Linked DNA regions of Homo sapiens: region 2 is linked to region 1. A link is a loop called in an ENCODE intact Hi-C map of the cell type or tissue named here. Cell type or tissue: heart right ventricle. All regions are shown on one strand.

Evidence for each region. Hi-C counts contacts between places; a loop is a spot of excess contacts. Peaks named below come from ENCODE experiments on the same cell type or tissue, not always from the same donor. Only the 100,000 strongest peaks of a DNase experiment are listed, where the experiment ranks them.
Region 2: it touches region 1 in a loop (3-fold over the local background); 1 of 110 quality-filtered maps calls a loop at or near these places.

What each region holds. Positions count from the first base shown.
Region 1 is chr2:158,033,223-158,035,722 of GRCh38, forward strand. It overlaps a transcript of UPP2 not described here. Among named protein-coding and RNA genes, the nearest start is that of UPP2, 67 kb to the right of the region's middle. In heart right ventricle, a CTCF peak has its summit at 1,215 (motif pointing right); a DNase peak (open chromatin) is centred at 1,157; H3K27me3 peaks cover 269 bases.
Region 2 is chr2:158,663,732-158,666,231 of GRCh38, forward strand. The region is part of intron 15 of PKP4 (plakophilin 4); the gene reads left to right. PKP4-AS1 (PKP4 antisense RNA 1) reads right to left here. Exons shown (of 4, transcript NR_135242.1): 3 at 2,117-2,350. Among named protein-coding and RNA genes, the nearest start is that of PKP4-AS1, 70 kb to the right of the region's middle. In heart right ventricle, no CTCF peak of the experiment used is centred here; no DNase peak of the experiment used is centred here; H3K27ac peaks cover 2,500 bases.

The DNA of each region.
Region 1 (2,500 bases):
AGTTTCTGAGGTTGGCCTGGGCAGGCTGTGTTCCTGTATAGGGAAGGGTATAGCTCCACTCCCAGGGAGGTCTCTCTGCCACACTAGAGCCCTGGCGGCAAAAAGGCTTACAGATGCTCTCACACTCACCTACTCTCCTGCTTTCTGCATTTAGCTGGGCTCTTAGGGAGGAAAACTGAGATGAGACTCAGGGGTGCTCTTATGACTGCAGATGGGATGGGTGGTTCCAGGAGGGAATGCTGAAGAATAGCTTCTCCAGAAGGGATCTTCCAGGGAGCTTGAGGGGAGCCAGCCAGCCAGCCAGCCAGTGAGTACTCCTCCTCTTTCCTGGGAAGAAGGAGAAGAGGCTGGGGAATGGGCGGTCCAGCAGTTGGTCTCCATGTAGGGCAATTCCTTGGCAAGATAGCAGCAATAACTAACTAGTTCTATGCAAGATCTACCTGCAGGCAGCTGTCCAACACGTTATAATTAAAGGGGTTCCACAAGCCCACTTTTCCAAGTAGTTTCTGTTATTAGCCTATCCTCAGGTTTAAAATGCTACCATTAGGAGAGATTCACTGGACTTTAGCACAAATCTCACCCCAAGGTTCTCTTAAAACATGCAGTTTCACAAGGATGCAATGAAATTAGTTTATTTGCTTATTCCAACCTGTTGAGAAGAGTGCATTGCCCTGAAAACATTAGGAGTTGGAGAAGGCAGCCAAAGACAACCAGATGTTTTGAGAGTGGACAGTACCAAGGGTCACCTTTACTTCCTTCAGGATTTGCTCTGGGGCAACACAGACCCGGTCAAGCAGCATCTCCTGGCTCTGGCAACCCAGAGAACAGTGTAAGGCTCCACACTTGGAAGTGGATACTTTTCAAGCTAGCTGTATGTTCAGTCTCTCCAGGAGGAAAAGCCATAAGAATCTAGGAGTTTGACCATGATCATGAATTCCAACCTTCCACCTCTGAACTGCTCTTCATGGTGTTCCTTCCTGCATGCATTTTTACCATCAGGGTGCTTGTTCTTGAAGCTGCCTGGGGACTCTCAAGTCTGCTCTCTGTGGGGAGGAGGTACGTTTTCACTGAGCAGACACAGCACTCCGCAGGGCAGGGAAAGCTCTCTGTTCCTCTTCCAGTGCAGAAGCCAAGGTCCTGGCTCCTTCGACCTCACACATAGGGCAAAGGCTTCTGCTCAGATGCTTTTCAGAGAGAAGGAAACCGTCCAGCAGGTGTCAGTAAGTTCTAAGATGTGTAAGGAGCCTGGCTTGATAATGGAGTGTGCTCTTTTCCAAACCAGCTCAGCCTTCAAGGATCTCAGAGGAGATGTGACAGACAGAGGGCCTTGAGTGACAGAGCTTCCAAGAGGGGAGCTTGGGAAGGGAAAATTGAAGTCCATTTCCTTCCAGAGATTTGTCGTGTGTGTGTGCCTGAGGATTCTAGGAAGTCTGTCCTATAAATCTGGACTAATTACGCATAGTGAATGAAAAGGAAGAGATTGTTTGGCACCAGTCAGCAGTTCATTATGTCTATGCCTCTGCTGCAGAGCATGAACCATTTCTGGCTTTATCTCAGGGGCAGCTTGTTCGAACTAGCCTTAAGATTCTCCTTCAAATTGAATGAGGCCTTAAACTGAGGTCACTGTGGAAAGGTCACTGTCAGTCCAGCCTGGAGAACTCTTTTCTGAATTAAGTTGGCCCTCCTCCAAATAAAGTGCACATCAGAAGCCCCAGAGCCACTGTAGCTTGCATTAGAGCCCCATTTCTGGCCTGGCATCAAATGGGGTTCTTGAAGATGTGAAGCAGAGGTGTGGAAAAGAGCTCTTTACCTTGCTACATCCTCTTCTTTTTATCAGAATTTATTAAAAGATTGCATTTTCAGGTACAGTGCTAGAAACTACAGAGGATACGTAGAGATATAAGATGGGGTACCTCAGTTTAAGAGGATCAGAATCTTTTTTTTTTTTTTTCTGAGATGGAGTCTTGCTCTGTCGCCCAGGCTGGAGTGCAGTGGTGCGATTTCAGCTCACTGCAACCTCCGCCTCCTGGGTTCAAGCGATTCTCCTGCCTCAGCTCCTGAGTAGCTGGGATTACAGGCATGCACCACCACGCCCAGCTAATTTTTGTATTTTTAGTGGATACGGGGTTTCACCATGTTGGTCAGGCTGGTCTCGAACTCCTGACCTCATAATCCACCTGCTTGGCCTCCCAAAGTGCTGGAATTACAGGCATGAGCCACCGCGCCCGGCCAAGGATCAGAATATTGAAGTGGGCTCTGATAGTCTGTCATTGATCAGCATATTATCCCATTCCTATTGTGCTGGATACAATCAAAGGAACTCCTCCTCCATTTTACAGAATCTTGATGGGTTATTAATTGGGCACCATACCCTACTACTGCGGCATGGGCTTGTAACCTGAGCTGGCCAATCAGAGTCTACCTGGGAATTGCTTTATGGGTGTTATCAGTTTCTTACAGCCAGAGATGTGAAACTAATTCATACATTGATGACATTAGA
Region 2 (2,500 bases), 630 kb after region 1:
GAAAGAAGACATCTAACCCAGCCACACAGTGTAAGGGAAGGTCAGGAAAAGAGCGGAGTAAGGACGTGGAGGAGATTTCCTGAAGGGGATGCTGCCCGGCAGAATCTCTGAAGATGAGTGAAAGTAAGCCTGTAGAGGCTGAGGCTGTGGTATGGAAGGAGCCATCCAGATAACAGGGACAACAGGAGGAGGACAGTCTTGTGGTGCAGAGAAGACGTGTGGGCCAGGACTACTGGCTGCCCACTGGGGCCCACCATGGAGCCAGGCATCATGGATAGGCCTGAAGGCCAAACTTCAGGAGCTGAATCCTAACCTACACACAGGAGGGACTACCGAAAGAGTCTGGGCAGATGAGTGACAGAGACGGGCTAATATCATCACTGCTCCCCCACTTCCATGGCAGTGCAAAAGGTGGATTCGAGGAAGGGAGAGTTAGAAGCAGGGATTGGATTTGGGAGCCAGTGCAGCAATACAAAGGTGAGAAATCTTGAGTGGCAGGACAGAACACAGGTTGGGCAGCACTGTGGGGAGGGATAGAGGACCTCTGTTCCTCTCAGACCGTTACAGACATGCCTGTGTCTAAGGTTTCTGCATCTTTTTGCAAATGTATGAGTATGAAAACTGAAGACAGTTTCCTTTTGTTACCACTGTAAGCAAGTTCTCAGAACTTTCTAAATGTCCCCCAGCAACTTCCCAGACAGTCCTTGTCTGAGACATTTTCAACCTCTAGTAATTTCTTGACAGGTGTATTTTAGTAGAGTTACTACAATGCTTGCTGTGGGCTTCTTCCCCCACCTTAACCCCCCAAAATGAGAATCTTTTGGTGATGGTGTTTTCAAGATAGTGAAAAGCATTGATAAGCCTAGGTATGGTTTGTTTCGTGCACGTGGCCACTATGTTGAATATAGAGCGATAACTATGGTCTAGTGCTAAGCCGGTGTGGTTATTTTGTTGTGGCTCCTAGTTAAAGTGCCAGTGACTGAGTGTGTAAGTGCTGGCTCTGAATCCAGGCCACTCTGCTTACCGTCTGGCAGCCTAGGGGCTCTGCCCACAGTTTCCACCTCCCTAAAATAAAGTGAATATTAATACCTGCCTTATAAAGTGGTTATGAGGATTTAGTGAGATACTCCCAGCACATAAGTATTTATAAACATTTATGTTGTAGAACAGCGTTCACCTTCAGCTTCTGTGACCAGAGGATCATTTGATGATAATAAAAGACAGTAATTGAAATCGATGTGATTTGACTTATTTAGAAGTTCATGTCTGGGATCATTTAGTGAGAGAGTTAGATGGCAAAGCTCATTTAAAATATAAACATTATATCTAAGCGATTTCAATAGTGAGTTAAAATATTGGACCTTCACTAAGAAAATGAGATAATCGTGGCCACAGATGTTATCAAGTAAGAAGCTATTTCAGGAGCAGTGATGACTGTAGTTCTCCAGAAGGGAGACGGGCTGGGCTGGGCTGGGCTGGTAGGTCTCCAAGTGAGACAGAAGGAGATGGTTCTGTTGTTGCAGGTTTCAGAGAGAAGTTCATAAAACTGCCTGAGTGCTTTGCCTAGTAACCAGTCATGTACTTCATTTTCCCCCCATAGATTTCATGTGATTTGAAAAATAGGAGTATGCATTTCATATGCAGAATATAAATAGGATCTTTGAAATGCATCTTTCCCTCTTATTTGTATTATTAAAATATTCTGTTGGTATTCAAGAAACTGGATGGTCAATCACATATTTTAATGTTCGAAATAATACAAAGGGCTGGTAGATCTCTGTCCTACTGTCTTGGTCACAGCAGGAAAGTATATGTTTTATGAGCAGCATCTTTCAATTACCCTAAAATTTGAAAGATGATTTGCATTGGTTGAAAAAGTCAATTAAAGCTCAAAGCTGGAAACAAGATTAAAGAACCGTTTTCTAACGTTACTCTTTTTGGTTGTTTCACTGATGACTTAGCGCTCATTTCCATTTTATAAGATATACAAACTGACTCACAGTACAGAGTTGCTTCATAGTCACAGAAAAATTTCTTGACTATGGATTTTTAAAAAACAGCATCAGCAGCTAACTAATCTTGAGTGAGAATGCATTTTGCACACAAATATACTTACTTTTTCACCAGGCTGTATGAATTATGATGCTGGATGTTTCTGGAGATTTCCCTTTCTTCTGAGGCAAGGGATTTTTCCAACTAATCTCTTTGACAGGTTTCTGAACTCGAAATATTGTTGCAGGGAATATAGAAAAAAAATGACTTGATGGAGACAGGTTCTCCTTTCATGTGTGCTGATGGGTTACTGTCTCTGCCATCCTATTTATAGCCTCTGGGTTTGGCAGGGGACCAACTGCAAAGAAAACACACGATCCTTCCTTAATCATGTTTATGTATCTGAGATAGAAAGTAATCACTGCCTTCTCTTTTCTGCACAAAAATATCTGGCAGATGGTGGTTTGAGATTTTCAGGCTTTGGGATTTCTTTTTAAATCAGTCATTC